2 separate regions of the Homo sapiens genome follow, and region 1 is linked to region 2. A link is an interaction called in ENCODE POLR2A ChIA-PET data of the cell type or tissue named here. Cell type or tissue: Panc1. All regions are shown on one strand. Links, peaks and the distances in the headings refer to the core of each region. The heading gives the core; the rest is flanking DNA. Region 1 has its middle 29 kb from the start of TRAT1. Region 2 overlaps DZIP3 (DAZ interacting zinc finger protein 3).

Evidence for each region. Peaks named below come from ENCODE experiments on the same cell type or tissue, not always from the same donor. Only the 100,000 strongest peaks of a DNase experiment are listed, where the experiment ranks them.
Region 1: POLR2A ChIA-PET joins it to region 2 with 13 read pairs; 3 of 35 experiments call an interaction of 5 or more read pairs at or near these places.

What each region holds. Positions count from the first base shown.
Region 1 is chr3:108,789,619-108,798,487 of GRCh38, forward strand. No RefSeq gene overlaps it. Among named protein-coding and RNA genes, the nearest start is that of TRAT1, 29 kb to the right of the region's middle. In Panc1, for the core only: no CTCF peak of the experiment used is centred there; no DNase peak of the experiment used is centred there.
Region 2 is chr3:108,614,303-108,623,171 of GRCh38, forward strand. DZIP3 (DAZ interacting zinc finger protein 3) reads left to right here. Exons shown (of 33, transcript NM_014648.4): 5 at 2,239-2,355. Among named protein-coding and RNA genes, the nearest start is that of DZIP3, 29 kb to the left of the region's middle. In Panc1, for the core only: no CTCF peak of the experiment used is centred there; no DNase peak of the experiment used is centred there; H3K27ac peaks cover 335 bases.

The sequences.
Region 1 (8,869 bases), core at 520-8,519, 180 kb after region 2:
CAGAAGGGTGGGAGGGAGAGGGACGAGAAATTACTTAATGGATACAATGTACACTATTCAGGTGATGTCTACACTAAAAGCCCAAACTTCACCATTATGCAATATATCCATGTAACAAAACAACATTCATACCCTCAGATTCATTTTAAAAATAAAAGAAATGATATGAGGGATTTACCATTGAAACAGAGTAAATTTTAAAAAGTAAAAAATACTGCTTTGCAGAATTCTACATAAACACATTTGAAAACGTACATGTGATGGATACACTCCTAGGATAATACAATTCTCCAGAATTGATTCTTCTAAAAGGAGAAAGCTTGAACAAAACAACTTTCTCAGACAAAATACTAGATAAGTTATTTTAAAAAATAACCTACAAATATGCATCAGGGCCAGGTAGTTTCACAGAGGAAAGTGTGCCAACTTTTCAAAGACCAGATAATCTCAATCCTGTTGAAATTCTTGCTAGGCATAGAATAAAGGTGAAAATCTTCCCCACTTCTTTTTATAAAGCAAGTAGAATTTTCATAGCTATATTTTATACTTTATAAAGAATAGGCTGAGTGCAATGGCTCATGTCTATAATCCCAGCATTTTGGGAGGTCAAGGCAGGAGGATCACTTGAGCCCAGGAGTTTGAGACCAGCCTGGACAACATAGTGAGACCCTGTCTCTACCCTGGGCATGATTGCCCAGCTACTCAGGAAGCTAAGGTGGGAGGATCACTTGAGCCGGGTAATCAAGACTGCAGTGAGTTATGATCACACCTCTGCACTCAAGCCTAGGCAACAGGGTGAGACCCTGTCTCAAAAAAAAAAAGTTAACATACAAAAATGAAAGCTATATGTCAATACCGTTCAAATGTTGATGCAAAACTAGAAAAATATTAGCAAGCTGAATTTATCAGCATGTTAATAAGTGGCATATCATGACTAAGAGGAATTTATTTCCCAAATACAAGGATCATTCAATATAAAGGAATTTATGAATTTAATTAACCATATTAATAGTCTAATGGAAAAATTATTTTAGTATCTCTACACAGGCAGAGAGATCTTTGAGAAAAACCTTAACATCCATTTCTGATGAAAACACTCAATAAAGTAGGAATTGAGATTACTTCCTTAACGTGATAAAAACCATGTCCTCTAGTACTTAAAATAGCCACTTTATTTAATGGGTAAACTTTCTCAATAAAGCAAGAATAACAACTATTTCCATTACTTTTTAGCAGTATATTGGAGGCCTCTAACTGGCAATATTGTATTTCTTAATGTGAGTGGTTACATGAATCATGATTTTATAATTATATCCTAAATTGTACATGTATGTTTTGTATATTTTTTGAATATGTATTTCAGAATAAAATGGTTAAAATATGCTACATAAAGAAACCATACATACATACATTTAAAAGAACTGTTTGTTGTAATTTATGCTTATTTGTACATTTAAGATTTGTGTCTGGCTGATGGATATAAAACCAGACATTTTCAGCAAAATAAAGAAAGCAGCATAGATTCAAAACATGCATCGTGATATATAAAATGGTTTTGTGGCCTTTTTATTGCTAGTGATAAAATTTTAAATCAGAGGTAGTTGATGTATTATTGTCAAGAAGAAAAGCACGCATATTTTTGAGATTTAAGTGTAAAACTCATCTGCAAAAGACAACCAACGAAAGTTAAATGCGGGTTTCAGTTCTGACATTTAAAGAGCTGGCGGTTATCATTTCCATCCTTACAACAAAAAGTTGGACAAAATGAAAATCAACACCTTTTCTTGGACCCATCAGAAAACTGATTTGGGGGGCAAAACACCACCCTGAAACCTAGAGAGGCAAGCAACTCTAAAGAGCCACAGCAAAATTTGCTTTCCTGGAACAGAAGCTACTGAAGCCTTAAACAGATAGAAATACTTAAATGGCAATTTTGATGGATTTCTGAAGGCTGCCCATGGACTTGTGTGAGAATATTTCCTGGGAGCCTTAGTTTTAGGGCGTACTCCACAAACACTTTTATGACTTTTCCCTCCAGGAAACCCAGCGAGTTCTCGTGAAGATCTGAGAAAGATTCCCCTTATGGCTCTGGCAGAGGGAAGGGAAGAGTAAGTATTGTGAAAAGTGCCTGCCTAGAGCCTTCCCTATAACAAAGGTCTACTTCTCATGGGGAAAGATTTTTCAGAGACTTGTTCCAGAGCTGTAGAAGAAATGCACTTCTCTCACTCTAGCCCCATCTAGTTTTCTTGCCTCATCTAAAAGGAGGAGGAAAAATTACACAAGAAGAATCATTTGTGAAAGTCACAGGTCAGACACAGGCCCACTGAAAGGCTGAGATTTAATTGGAAGATTAGAGTATGCTCACTCCCCACAACAATACACTTTACCTCCATACCAACAGGGTTCCAGTAAAATAGCAGTAAATTATAGCTGAAAGACCCATGAGACACAGATTTTTTTCTAAGGAGGATTACCTAGGGAAGCCCAAAGTGAAGATGGGAGACAAAAAATGAGGACATTAGAGATTCTTGAAGTTCTTTTACCTACAGCTACAAGGTGGATTAAAAATACCCAACTACGTGTTGTTTACAAGAAAATGTTTTAAATAAAAAGACACTAATAGGTTGAAAGGAAAAGGATAGAAAGATACAGCATGTTAATGCTAACCAAAGGAAAGCTGTAGTAACTACACTAGTTTTAGACAAAGCATTGCAGTGAGCCAAGGTAGCACCACTGCACTCCAGCCTGGGTGACAGAGCGAGACTCTGTCTCAAAAAAAAAAAAAAAAATTCATGGATAACATGGGCACCACATAATAATAAAACAGTCAATATTCTAAGAAAAATAAAAAAAAATCCTAAGCATGTATGCATCTAACAATAGGGCATTCAAATATGTGAGGCAAAAACTGATGGAACTGAAAGGATAAGTAGACAAATCTACTATTATAGTTGGAGTCTTCAACATCCTAATGTCAGTAATTGATAAATCGAGTGGACAGAAAATCAGTAAGAATTTAGTAGAAATGGAGAGCACTATGAGTAAATTTGATCTAACATTTATAGCATTCTTCATTTAACATCAGCAGAATATACATTCTTCTCAAGTTCACATAAAATACCTCCAGAAATCCACCAAAAGGAATTTGTATTGACAAAAATAAAACATGTTTTTACATATTTCGAGTGATAGAACATAGCATAGCAAATTTCAATCATGGCAAATATTAATATGTTCTCAGTCAATAAAGGAGTTAAACTAAAAATCAATAACAAAAATATAGCTATACAATCTCCTAAACACTCGTGAATGAAACTACACACTTCTAAATAATGCATGGGTCAAAGAAGCATAAAAAGAAATTAAAAATTATCTTGAACTAAATAAAAATGAAAACTCACCTTATCAAAATATGTGGAATGCAGCAAAAGCAATGCTTAGAGGGAAATTTATAGCATTAAATACTTATACAGATGGTTCCTGGCTTATGATGTTACAACTTATAATTTTTCAACTTTATGATGATGCAAAAGTGATATGCATTCAGTAGAAATTGTACTTTGAGCCCCCATACAACCATTCTGTTTTTCACTTTCAGTGCAGTACTCAATAAATTACACAAGATATTCAACACTATTATAAAATTAACTTGTGTTAGATGATTTTGCCCCAACTGTAGGCTAATGTAAGTATTCCGAGCATGTTTAAGGTCAACTAGGCTAAGCTATGATGTTTGCTAAGTTAGATATATTAAGTGGATTTTCTACTTCTGATATTTTCAACTTATGATGGGTTTATCAGGATGTAATCTCATCACAAATTGAGGAGCATCTGTATTAGAAAAGAAGAAAGATCTAATATCAGCAAACAAAGTCAATTGCTTTTGTATATTACATACCTATATGCACCTATAAACATACAAAACAGCAATAAAAATTGGAATTTGGAATATAAAAAAGTAATATTATTATTATTATTATTAGAGATGGAGCTTTGCTCTTGTTACCTAGGCTGGAGTGCAATGGCACGATCCCTGGTCACTGCAACCTCTACCTCCTGGGTTCAAGCGATTCTTCAGCCTCAGCCTCCCGAGTAGCTGGGATTGCAGGTGCCTGCCACCACGCCTGGCTAATTTTTGTATTTTTAGTAGAGACAGGGTTTCACCATGTTGGCCAGGCTGGTCTCGAACTCCTGACCTCAGATGATCCACCTGCCTCGGCCTCCCAAAGTGCTGTGATTACAGGCATGAGCCACCATGCCCGGCCCTGAAAAGTAATATTATTAAAAATGGCGCCCGGCCTTGAAAAGTAATATTATGAAAAATGGCATCCTGGGGGCCATTCTGAATTAAATTTTGTGAAAAGTATAAGGTCTATGTCTAAGTTCAATTTTTCCTACAGACGTTTAATTGTTCTAGCAGCATTTGCTAAAAACATCATCCTTTTTCCATTGAATTTCCTTTGTTCTTTTGTAAAAGACCAGCTGACTATATTTATATGAATCTATTTCTGGCCTCTGTATTCTGTTTCATTGATCTATGTGTGTATTTTTTCATCAATACCACACTGTCTTGCAATTGGGTAATGTAAACACTCTAACTTTCTTCTTCTTCGGTATCATGTTGGATATTCCCAAGTCTTTTGCCTTTCCATATAAACTTTAGAATCAGTTTGTAACATCTACAAAACGGCTTGCTGGCATTTTTACTGGAATTGCATTGAACTCACAGATAAATTTGGAAAGGATTGGTATCTTAATAATACTAACTCTTGCCATCTATGAACATAGACTTGGCTCTACATTTATTCAGTTTTTTTATTTTTTCTGGCACTTTTGCAGTTTTTCTTATATAGATCCCATACATATTTGGTAGACTTACATTTATGCATTTATGTATTTAATTTTGGGGAATGCTACTTTTATTTTTTTGCCTTTTATTGATTTATTTTTATTTTTTATTGATAAATGATAGATGTACATATTTTCATGGTACATGCAATAATTTGATACATTCATAAAATCAAATCAGGATAATTGAGGTATCCATTGCCTTAAATATTTATCTTTTCTTTACACTAGGAATATCTGCATTATACTCTTTTAGCTATATTGAATTTTACAATTCATTAAAGTTAATTATAGTCACCTCACTGATCTATCGAATGCCAGGTCAGGACGCCTTTTTTTTTTTTCTTTTTCTTTTTTTTTTTTTTTTTTTTTTGAGATAGTTTCTCTCTTGTTGCCCAGGCTGCAATGCAGTGGCATGATCTCAGCTCACTGCAACCTCCATCTCCTGGGTTCAAAAGATTCTCCTGTTAAGGCACTGTTAAGAAAAGAAAGACTAGGAAAATGCATTTGCAAAACAAATATCTGATAAAGAAATTATATCCAAAATATTTTTAAAACTATTTAAACTCAACAACAAGGAGCCAAATATCCCAATTTTTTTTAAAAAAAGGGCAAAAGATCTGAACAGAATTCTCATCAAAGAATATATATGGAAAAAAATTAACATATGTAAAAGTATGCAACATTATTTGTCATTAGGGAATTGTGAATTAAAATAACAATTAGATACCACTACACACTCATTAGACACACTTTTTAGAATAGCTAAAATCCAAAATATTGACATTACCATTTGCTGTCAAGGGTACAGAGCAGAAAGAACTCTCATTTACTGCTAGCAGGAGTGTAAAATGGTACAAGCTCCTTTGGAAGATGACTTGGTAGTTTCTTACAAAGCTAATATTTCTTATCACACGATCTAACAATCATGTTCCTAGGTATTTACCTATTTGACTAGAAAATACTGTGCACAAAACTTGCACATGAATGTTTATGGCAGCTTTATTCATAATTGGTAAAAACTGGAAGCAATCAAGATATCCTTCAATGGATAAATGGCTAGAGAAAATGTGGTACACCCGTAAAATAGGATATTATTTAGTAATGAAAAGAAATGACCTATCAAGCCACAAAAGACATAAATAACATAAATAACTCTTTTCAAAATTTGTTTTATTATCTTCTTTTTTTTGAGACGGAGTCTCACTCTGTCGCTCAGGCTGGAGTGCAATGGCGCGATCTTGGCTCACTGCAACCTCCGCCTCTCAGGTTCAAGCAATTCTCTGCCTCAGCCTCCCAAGTAGCTGGGATTAGAGGCACCTGCCACCATGCCCAGCTAATTTTTTGGTATTTTTAGTAGAGACTGGGTTTCACCATCTTGGCCAGGCTGGTCTTGAACTCCTGACGTTGGGATCTGCCCACCTCGGCCTTCTAAAGTGCTGGGATTACAGGCATGAGCCACTGCGCCCAGCCAATAAGTTTTTTTTTTTTTTTTTTTTTTTTTTAGAGGTAGAGTCTCACTCTGTTGGCCAGGCTGGAGTGCACTGGTATGATCATAACTAACTGCAGCCCTGGACTCCTGGGCTTAAGCGATCTTCCCATCTCAGCCACCCAAGTAGCTAGGATGACAGGTGTACACCACTGTTCCTGGCTAATTTTTATTTGTTTGTTTATTTTTTTCGTACAGACGGGAGTCTCGCTGTTGCTCAGGCTGGTTTCAAACTTCTGGCCTCAAGCAATCCTCCTGCTTCAGCCTCCCAAAGTACTGGGATTACAGGCATGTACCACCACTCCCAGCAACATGAGCGTGTCTTAAATGCATATTGCTAAATGAAAGAAGCTGGGCTGGAAAAGTTTCATACTGTATGATTTTAAGTATATGACAATCTAGAAAAGTAAGACTATTGAGATGATAAACATATCAGTGGCTTTGGGGAGTTTGGAAGTGGAGACTGGGGAGGAGTTGAAGCAGAGGATTTTTTTAGCACACTAAAACTCTTCTGTATGATACTTTATGGTGAATACAAGATATTAAATATATGTCAAAACCATTGGAATTTCACAGCACAAAGAATAAGCCTTATGTATGCAAATTTTTAAAATTATTTATGAGATCTGAGTACCTCAATATAGAATACAGAATGTGACAAAAGAATTTAAATGTATTACAAATGTATGAAACAATTTTACTAAACAGAATGAGAGAATAAGATGCTGACTGAAGTAACTTTGGCAATAAGTGAAGTGTGATAAAACACTACATAAGAACTATACTCTGGTTGATAATGTTGTTTCCCTCAAGGATATGGACTAACAATTCTGAAACTACTATACAAGTATGCTGGAATTCAAAATCAAGTAATGGATGGTAAAAGGTAGAAGGCAGGTTTCTCAATGTGGGAGTGGGAGTTTATAGATAAACAGGGGAGGAGGAAGATAGAATCACCCATACAATAATAATGGAAGAGAGTTGGAGAAGTGAGTATGAACTAATGTTTAGCTTACTATAGGACACAGATGGACACATATAGAAATATTTACAGATGTGAGTATATACATGGATTAGTATACACACATATTTCTTTGCTCTGTCAGTTGTCAGAGCCTAGAAGCAACAACAGTCCAGTGGCAATGGGCACACTTGACACCCAGATCTTGATTTCTAATACCATTCTCCAATAAAAGGAACCAGGGTTACTAGAAAACATAACTAATTCTAGGACTGGAGTAGGAAATATACAAGATGAACTGGGAGCATCTTGTAGTACCAGGAAATAAGAAAGTTCTCAAAGAAAACCAATAAACAAACACCATACATGGAATGATGGTGGTATGTCAAAAAGACCCAAGAGCTGACTGAAAGAGCTTTAAATGGCCAAAGCTGAAACAATTTTAGCAACAAAATATGGTAGTATTCAATTAAAATGCAAAGTATAAAATAAGTATCTATTAGTCCACACTGATAAAAAATGATTAAATAAATACATGGGCCAGAATAGAAAAATATCTCGTGAAGAATTTCAAATAATTTATGTAAATACTCTGCCCTTAAGAATACAGATCATAACTCTCTGCTTCTTAAGGATGGACTGTGCATAATAACGTTCTTTCAAATAGTACAGTGTGGGAAAAGAGAAATAAAAAGAATAAATTTTAATACAGAAAATTGACAAAACTTACCCCAAGCCAGGTGATCCAGAATAATATCTACACTGATAAGTTATATGGATGGTATGGGCCTTTGGTATGATGTGATGAGAATGACTCTACCTCTGTGGTCTTCACCAAAACACACTACCCCAGTATAGTCACGAGAAAAAAAATCAGAAAAATTCTAATTGAAGCACATTTTTCAAAATGTTGGACTACTATTCTTCAAAACCTCCAAGGTTATCAAAAACAAAGAAAACCTGAGAAACTATCAAAACGAAGAGAAGCCCAAAGAGACATGATTCCTAAATGCAATGTGATATTCTGGACGTGAACACAGAATAGAAAAAGGCATCAGGGGAAACCGGTGGAAGTAAATTGAGAGATAAAATTTTTAAAGTACATGACAAAATGAAGTATTTCACAATATTTAATGGTAAAATGTGGATAAGTAATGGTATAATTTAGGACTGTCTGGGTTTACCAATTTCATATAGCATTAACTCCATTCTGTTCCTAAATAAACATTGAGCACCTCTGACAATCATGGAACTCTTTCTGACACTATGGAGAATCATAAAAATGCATAAGAAATCGTCTGGGGTCAGGTGCAGTGGCTCACACCTGTAATCCCAGCACTTTGGGAGGCCAAAGTGGGTGGATCAACTGAGGTCAGGAGTTCGAGACCAGCCTGGCCAACATGGTGAAACCCCGTCTCTACTAAAAATACCAAAAAAAAAACACACAAAAAAACAAATCAGCCAGCCATGGTGGCAGTCACCTGTAATCCCAGTTACTCGGGAGGCAGAGCCAGGGGAATTGCTTGAACTGAGCCAAGATGGTGCCATTCCACTCCAGCCTTGGCAACAAG
Region 2 (8,869 bases), core at 230-8,229:
ATTGAAGATAATAGAGATAATTCTGCTACTTGGAGTAGCTACCTGGTTTGTCTCATAGCAACCTGCCTCTGTGAAGAACTTGAAAAACTGGACACATTTTTTTCTAGTAATTCTTATTTTTGCTTTTCTAGTAAATTATTTAATTCAACCTGGGATAGAAATGATTCCAACCTTTACTTAGTTCTTTTGAGGAAGGGTCAGTTTCTCTACCTTTTGTAGCAGATTCTGTCATTGCCCCCCCATACCAATTGGACCCTACCTATATTTTCAGTATGCTCTGGACAATTCTAGTTTTCCATGTCTATATCTCTATGCCTCAGGGCCTTTTTTTCTAGAACAGGAGAAAGCTACTTCTCATGGCAGCTCAGAAGACCCAAGGAATTAATATTCCCCCATCACCCCAGAAAGCACTCAATCAGTAGGTCTTGGGAGTTATTATATGAATATCCCAGTTGCCTCTTCCCTTGAGTTGGTTAATACTGAGGTTTGTATTTTTGAGTTTTCCAAAATTTCCCCGTTGTGATAACCGCAGTGGCCCACCATGGGTAACTAGCATAATAACACATCCTTTAATTAAAACCTACTTTTCCTTCACTTTATTACTTCTCCACTTTCCTACCATTGTCTCTGTACCTCCCAAATAAACTATTTCCATTGAAATCCTTTAATTATGGTCTGCTTCCATTGGAACAAAAACAGGGCCTCAATGAAAAGAATGGGCTGTTTACCAGGGCTGCTCCTCCTTATAGACCATGCACTCCAATTTTCCCCCAAGCCTTGCAAATCTGCTGAAGGCTGTGCCACAACTGAATATGGCAATTACTTTAATGAGAAAAGTAGCTCCAAAAGTCAGTCAAAAGTCAGCTCTCCAGAGATTGCCTTTCAGAGGTTTTTATTTTCATTGTGTTAGTAGTTTTCCATTGCTTTCAGATAATTAGTTTTTATATCTTGTCCCGTTGTTTTAGTTATTCTCATTGGGAGACTGATTTGAAACCACCTAGGCTGTTTGACAGAGGTGGAACTTCAGTATTATGTTTTGTATTTCTATTCAAATTCAAGAGATATTGTTTGAGCTTGGAATGTAGGTGAAGTTCTTGGCTAGAAATGTAAATTTGGAAACTGTCAGTATGTAGACACTATTTAAAATTATGATACTGGGTTACTTTACCTAGAGAACATGTATTGATAGAGAAGAGGCTCATTAAATTGATTGCTAGGGAGACTGAAATAAAGTATCTAGTCAGCTAGGAAAAAAACAGGAAAATGTTATATATGGAAACCAAGTTATGGAAGTGTAGATTAAATTTTCCATGCAGATTATACATTATTAAACAGATTATGTAATATAAACCAAGCCGTTGTGGGTAGAAAACATTGGGGAATGGACACAAAGACATAGTCCTACCTTTCATTTCAACCATGTAAATAAACTATAGTACATAATAAAGCATGCATTAGCTCAGTTGCAATCAGATTGCAGCATAAAATGGTTTACCCTTGTATTGGTATTAATGCCAGCATTCCTGTTTACCACAGGTTCAGGGCTGGAATATTTTAGCTATGTCACACAATAGAAGGTATGAGAGTGAACTGGGATTACCATTTTCCTCTGAAGTAGGTGTGGATGTTGCCAACCCTTTGGCAGGTATAGGAATGCCTTTTTAAAAAATGTTTTAAAGAGGCTGGGCGCAGTGGCTCACGCCTGTAATCCCAGCACTTTAGGAGGCCAAGGCAGGCGGATCACGAGGTCAGGAGACCAAGACCATCCTAGCTAAAATGGTGAAACCCCATCTCTACTAAAAATACAAAAAATTAGCCAGGTGTGGTGGTGGGTGTCTGTAGTCCCAGATACTCAGGAGGCTGAGGCAGGAGAATGGTGTGAACACGGGAGGCGGAGCTTGCAGTGAGCTGAGATTGCGCCAGTGAACTCCAGCCAGGGCGACAGAGCGAGACTCCATCTCAAAAATAAATAAATAAATAAATAAATAAATAAATAAATAAATAAAATAAAATTTAAAATTGTTTTAAGGAAATAGTTACAAACGACATTCATCGGACTACTTAAAAGCAAACATATGAGAACAGTGTATCTGGTTGGTATGGATTTTTTTTTTTTAAACCGTCTTTATCTCTATTTTTAAAATTTTCTCCAATGAGCATGAATTATTTGTATAATGTAAACATATGTAGATGTTTGTTCAGACTTATAGACATTTTTAACTGAATAATTTTCCACAGAGAGAAGTTGCAGCTAACAGCCAGAATGGTGAGGAAATTGTTCCTGCTTTGACTTTACGTTTCTTGATTACACAGCTAGAAGCAGCACTTAGGAACATTCAAGCTGGCAATTATACCGTAAGTGTTTTCTTTTTGGAAATTTGATATAATGGACTTGGTCAACATTTCTCAGTGAGAAAACAGCCAATGCATGCTTATTTTAAGGTGTGGGCCAATTTTTATTTTTTTCTTTTACCTCTAGAAAAGGGTATGTATAAATTGATTGCCTTCCTGTGTCTTGTACTTTCTTATATGACTGGTAGATGACTTATGTATGTCTTGTACTTTCTCATGTGACTGGCTCTGTAATAAGCCTATTCTAGTCTCCTTCCCTACCACAAAATTGTTCATCTTAAGAGAAACTTGAACTAATAGAAATGGGCTTTCCCAATCAGAAATGGAGAATCATAAAGTTAAAAAAAATAAGCCAAGTATAGAAGGACAAATACTGCATGATGTCATTTGAATGTGGAATCTAGGAGCTGAACTCACAGAAGCAGAGAGTACGATGGTGGCTAGGGGTAAGGGGTCAGGAGTACAGACTGAAGAGATGTTGGTCAAAAGATACAAAATTTCAGTTAGATGTGAAGAATAAGTTCAAGAGATCTATTGTACAACATAGTGACTATAGTTAATAACAATGTATTATAATCCTGAAAATTGCCTAGAGTAGATTTTAAGTATTTTCACCACAAAAATGATAAATATGTGAGGTTATACATATGTTAATTAGCTTGAGTTAGTCATTTCACAATGTATACATATTTTATAATGTCGTATATGATAAATATATACAATTTTTATTTATCAATTTAAAAAAGAAAAAATATTCTGTCTTTTTAAACCATAATTAATCAGCTTCTCTTTCTTCTGAGATTTCTATATTTGTAAAAGTTGGAATTTCTCTTATAGGTAAAATTAACAAAATGTATTTATGTGTTTAAGATCAAATGATACTTTAGAAATAAATAGGGTTATCTTCAAAAAAGGACTACCCAGACACCAAAAAAGGGAGCCTAAGACATTAAATCTCATATTATAATGATGTACAAAGAGACGGAAAAATAATACTTATTTAGGATTCTGGGGATTAGGGTTCTTACAGGGTGAGTTACACCATTCAGAAGGAGATTCTAGTTGGATTCCAATGAGGAAACAAAGAAAATGGGGGATTTGCATCTTGTAATCCTGAGAACTTGGGGGATATGGCAGACCTGCTATTTCTCCCACTGACCAGATTGCCAGTCAGTGAAACAAATCAATGTGAAATCAGCCTTAACAGGTACCCATTGCTTAGCCTTCTTTACTTAGACATTACTTCAAAGATGAGTCTTAGACTAGGAAATGGAAGAGTTTCTCCCTTGGTAGCTCTAGGTAGTACTTGTGAGCAGAAGTGGCATTGTGATGATCAAAGCAGTCTATTGCTGTATCTAAATTACTCTATCTGTCCTTCAAGGCCACCAAAAAGGGAAAAGACAACCTTGTAGGAGACAACAGTGGATTATGTATTATGGGGGTGCAGTTGCGAATAGCATCTCTATATTAATTTTATTCTAGTTCTTGGAATAATCTTTGCTGATGGGGAGAAGGTAGGAGAAAAGGACAGGGGCTTTAGGTTAGAAATGTACAACTTGCATCTTTAAATTCCAGAGTTTTTCCTCCTCTAATTATAGCATTACCACAATTCTGCATCTTATCTTGTTCTTAGAAATGTTTTATTTAGAATTATATTAGCTAGTCTCTGTTATGTTATTCATGAAGCTGTTTTCTTTTAATTACAAAATAATAGCTCACACTTCTTTAGTGTTTGCTGTATGACAGCCACTATTCTAAGCGCTTTGTAAAAATTAGCCCTTTTACTGTTCATAAGTACCCCATCTTAGGGCACAGAGGTTAAATAACTTGCTAACTTGACCAGGTAGTAAGTAGTGGAGTCAGGTGGCTCTAGATTCTATGGTCTGAACTACTGCCTCTTCAGGGATGAGAATTTTAAGGTGGGAACCACTTAGATGTTATGAGGAGTTTATATTTAATAGACTCACTTAGTCCATCAAGAACAAACACACGTCTATCTCCACTGAGATCAGTTTGAAGCCAAATTTATAATCCCAGTCAGTTATCTCCTCAATGAATACTGTTGGTCATTAGAAGCATGCAAGGTGAGAGTATACAGTTAGATCAGTATAAACAGAAAGCTTATGGGCCGGGCGCGGTGGCTCACATCTGTAATCCCAGCACTTTGGGAGGCCGAGGCGGGCAGATCACGAGGTCAGGAGTTCGAGACCAGCCTGACCAACATGGTGAAACCCCGTGTGTACCAAAAATATAAAAATTAGCCAGGTGTGGTGGCATGCGCCTGTAATCCCAACTACTCAGGAGGCTGAGGCAGGAGAATCAATTGAACCCAGGAGGCAGAGGTTGCAGGGAGCCAAGATTATGCCACTGCACTCCAGCCTAGGTGACAGATTGAGACTCCATCTCAAAAAAAAAAAAAAAAAAAAAAAAAAGAAAGCTTATATCCTATGGGTATTTATCATTCTATGTACCTAGAAAAATCTTGTTTATGGTATGGGGAAATCTTGATGAAAAAGGGTAATGTGACAAAAGATAGGGTTATAATCTTCAGTCAATATAGAGCTTATGAGCAGAGGAGTCCAGGGTTCTCCAGAGAAACCAGACTGGTTTTTGCTGTGTGTGTGTATGTGTGTGGGTATATGTGTGTATGTGTGTGTGTGTGTGTGTGTGTTTTGTTTTATATACATAAAACATACAAATACTTATATACACATATACATATACATGATTATAAGGAATGTATATGTGATTTATTATGAGGAATTGCCTCATGTCATTATAGAGGCTCAGCAAGTCCCATGATCTGCTCTCTGTAATCTGGAGACCCAGGAACGCTTGTGATATAACTCATCCCAGTTCTGAAGGCTAAGAACCAGGTATAAATCCAAGGATGAAGGCAGAAGTTGAGATGAGATGTCCAAGCTCCAGCAAGCAGGCCGGAAGCAAAAAGGGATGAATTCTTCCTTCCTCTACTTTTTGTTCTATGCAGGCTTTAATGGATTGGATGATGCCCACCTACATTGGAGAGGGCAACCTGTTATACCCAGTCTACCATTTCAAAGGCAAATTTCATCTGGAAACACGCTCAGAGACACACCCAGAAACAATATTTAATCTGGGCACCCTGTGGCCAGTCAAGTTGACACATGAACTTAACCATCACAAATACAATGGACAGGGAGGTCTTGGTGTACCCCTCACACAGTTTCCCTAAATAGTTACATAATTACATTACTCCAGAACATATTAAAAAAAAAAAAACAGGAAATTGATGTTGGTCCATGGGGCTTTGTGTCTGGGTTCTCCAAGACCACCCTCATGTTCAGAGATTTGCTAGAAGGACTGGACTCAGCATATGGTTATACTAACATCTAAGATTTATTATGGTGATGTGATAAGGATACATAGTAGATCATATGGGGAAAAGACACAGGTGAAGTCTGACGAAAGCCATCTGCAGGTTCCTCCATATTTTCTCCCTTCCATGAGAAGCTACACAGCATATACGGCCACCTCCAGCAATGAAAATGTAGCAACATCCACAGTGTTTCTGCCCAGGGAAGCCTATAAGAGACTCAGTGATCAATATTTTTATTGGGCGTTGGTCATCTAGGTACCTGCTGCCTGGCATGTATCAAAATTCCACACTTCCAGAAGAAAATCCCAGGTGCTCAGCATAAATCATAGTGTTTGCACAAATAGTCTAGACATAGCAAGGCACCTTTATCAGTTAGGGAACACTGCCAAAATTCAAGTTCCCAGACATCAGCCAAAGATCAACTTTGCAAGCAGGACTTAATAAGGATAACAGCCTCAGGCCAGCTAGGTTAGCTTTTTAATGCCCAGGCTTGTATAGTTCTGTGCCATTTTATCAAATGTGTACATTTATGTAACTACTGCAATCAAGATAAAAGAACTATTCCACCACCACAAAAATCTCTCTTATGACTTTTATGGTCACACCCACCTCTCTCCCTCTACAATTCACTGATCCCTAATCTATCTCATCTCAGTAATTTTGCATAGACCATTTTTATACGAAGGAAATATCCACATGGTTTAATTTTTCATTGAAGAAGTGATGAGCTTTATGTTCATACTATTTTGCAGAATCCATGTGGGAGAGTAAAGGATTTTGATTTAAAAGATCATTGTTTTTGTTTTGTTTTGTTTTGTTTTTGTTTTGAGATGGAGTCTCACTCTGTCACCCAGGCTGGAATGCAGTGGCACGATCTCGGCTCACTGCAACCTCCACCTCCTGGGTTCAAGTGATTCTTCTGCCTCAGCCTCCCGAGTAGCTGGGACTACAGGCGCGTGCCACCACGCCTGGCTAATTTTTTGTATTTTTAGTAGAGACAGGGTTTCACCATGTTGGCCAGGATGGTCTCGATGTCCTGACCTTGTAATCTGCCTGCCTCGGCCTCCCAAAGTGTTGGGATTACAGGCATGAGCCACTGCACCCAGCCAGATCATTGTATTTTTAAAGGTGGATGGTAGATACTTCAGTGTTCGTTATATTATTATTTAATGTGTTCTTGATACCTAAAATATTACATAATAAAAGAGACAGAGTGAATGAGAGTTTTTGAAAGGTTTAATGTAACAAATTTTTATACTTCTTTTTTACCAGTTTTTAAAAAATTTTATTTTTAATTTTTGTGGGTATATAGGTGTACATTTTATGGGGTATGTGAGATACTTTGATGCAGGCATACAATACATAATAATCACATCAGGGTAAATGGGCTATCCATCACCTCAAGCATTTATCCTTTGTATTACAACAATCCATTTATACTGTTTCTTATTTTAAAATGTACAATGAATTATTGTTGACTGTATACTCATTTCAACAGATGCTGAAAAAGTAGGGTTGGTATTTTTGTAGAGATGGTGTCTCACACTATTGCCCACTTAGGTTAAAATGGCTTATGTACAAAATACAGGCAATAACAAATGCTGGTGAGGATGTGGAGAAAAGAGAACCCTCTTACACTGTTGGTGGGAATGTAAATTAGTAAAACCACTATGGCAAGCAGTTTGGAGGTTCCTCAAAAAACTGAAAATAGATCTACCATAGGATCCAGCAATCCCACTGCTGGGATATACCCAAAAGAAAGAAAATCAGTGTATCAAAGAAATATTTGCATTCTCATGTTTATTGCAGCACTATTCACAATAGCCAAGATTTGAAAGCAACCTAAGTGTCCATCCAGATGAATAAATAACGAAAATATGGTACATATACACAGGGGAGTACTATTCAGCCATAAAAAAGCACAAGATTCCCCCCAGCACTTTGAGAGGCTGAGATGGGAGGATCACTTGAACTCAGGAGTTCAAGATCAGCCTGGGTAATAGTGTGAGACCCCATCTCTAAAAAAAAAAAAAATTAAAATAATGAGATCCTGTCACTTGAAACAACATGGATGGAACTGGAGGTCATTATGTGAAGTGAAATAAACCAGATAGAGAAAGACAAACTTTGCATGTTCTCACTCATTTTTGGGAGCCAAAAATTAAAACAAGTGAACTCAAAAAAATAGCTAGTAGAATGATGGTTACCAGAGGCTGGGAAGGGTAGGTGGGGGTTGGGGAGACAGTGGTGAATTCTTTAGCATGTCAATTGCTTTTTTAAGCTCCAGAATTTCTACTTGATTTTTAAAAATTATTCTCAATTTCTTTGTTCAATTTATCTGATAGGATTCTGAATTCCTTCTCTGTGTTATCTTGAATTTCATTGAACTTCCTCAAAACAGCTGTTTGGAAGTTTGTGTCTGAAAGGTCACATGTTTGTCTCTCTGGGATTGGCAACTGGTGCCTTTTTTGGTTTGGTAAAGTCATGTTTTCCTGGATGGTCTTGATGCTAATGGATGTCCATCGATGTCTGGGCATTGGAGAGTTAGGTATTCATTATAGGCTTCACTGTATGGCCTTGTTTTGTACCTGTCCTTCTTGGGAAGTCTTTCCAGGTATTCAAAGGGACTTGCATATTGTGATTTAAGTCCTTGGTCACTGCTGCTATATCTGCATTAGGGGACACTCTAAGCCCAGTAACCCTGTGTCTCTTGCAGATTCATAGAGGTACCATCTTGGTAGTCTTTGGTGAGATCTGGAAGAACTCCTTGGATTACCAGGCAGAGACTCTTGTTCTCTTCTTCCTTTACCCCAAACAAACAGAGTCTCTCTCTCTCTCTCTCTCTCTCTCTCTCTCTCTCTCTCTCTCTGTGTGTGTGTGTGTGTATGGAGCTGCCTGGAGCTGGGGGAGGGGTGACACAAGCATTCTTGTGGCCACGACCACTGAGACTCCTCTAGTTCAGATCCGAAGCCAGCCCAGTACTGGTTCTTGCTCAAACCCTATGGTGACGACTGCCTTGCTACCACCTATACTGAGTCTCTTCTTTCTGAGCAGTGCGTTTCTCTCTGGCCCAGGGCGAGTGCAGAAGTGCCAGACAGGACTTGAAGTCTGGAAGTGGGAACCCTGGAAGCCCACTTGGTGTTCTATCCCACTGTGGCT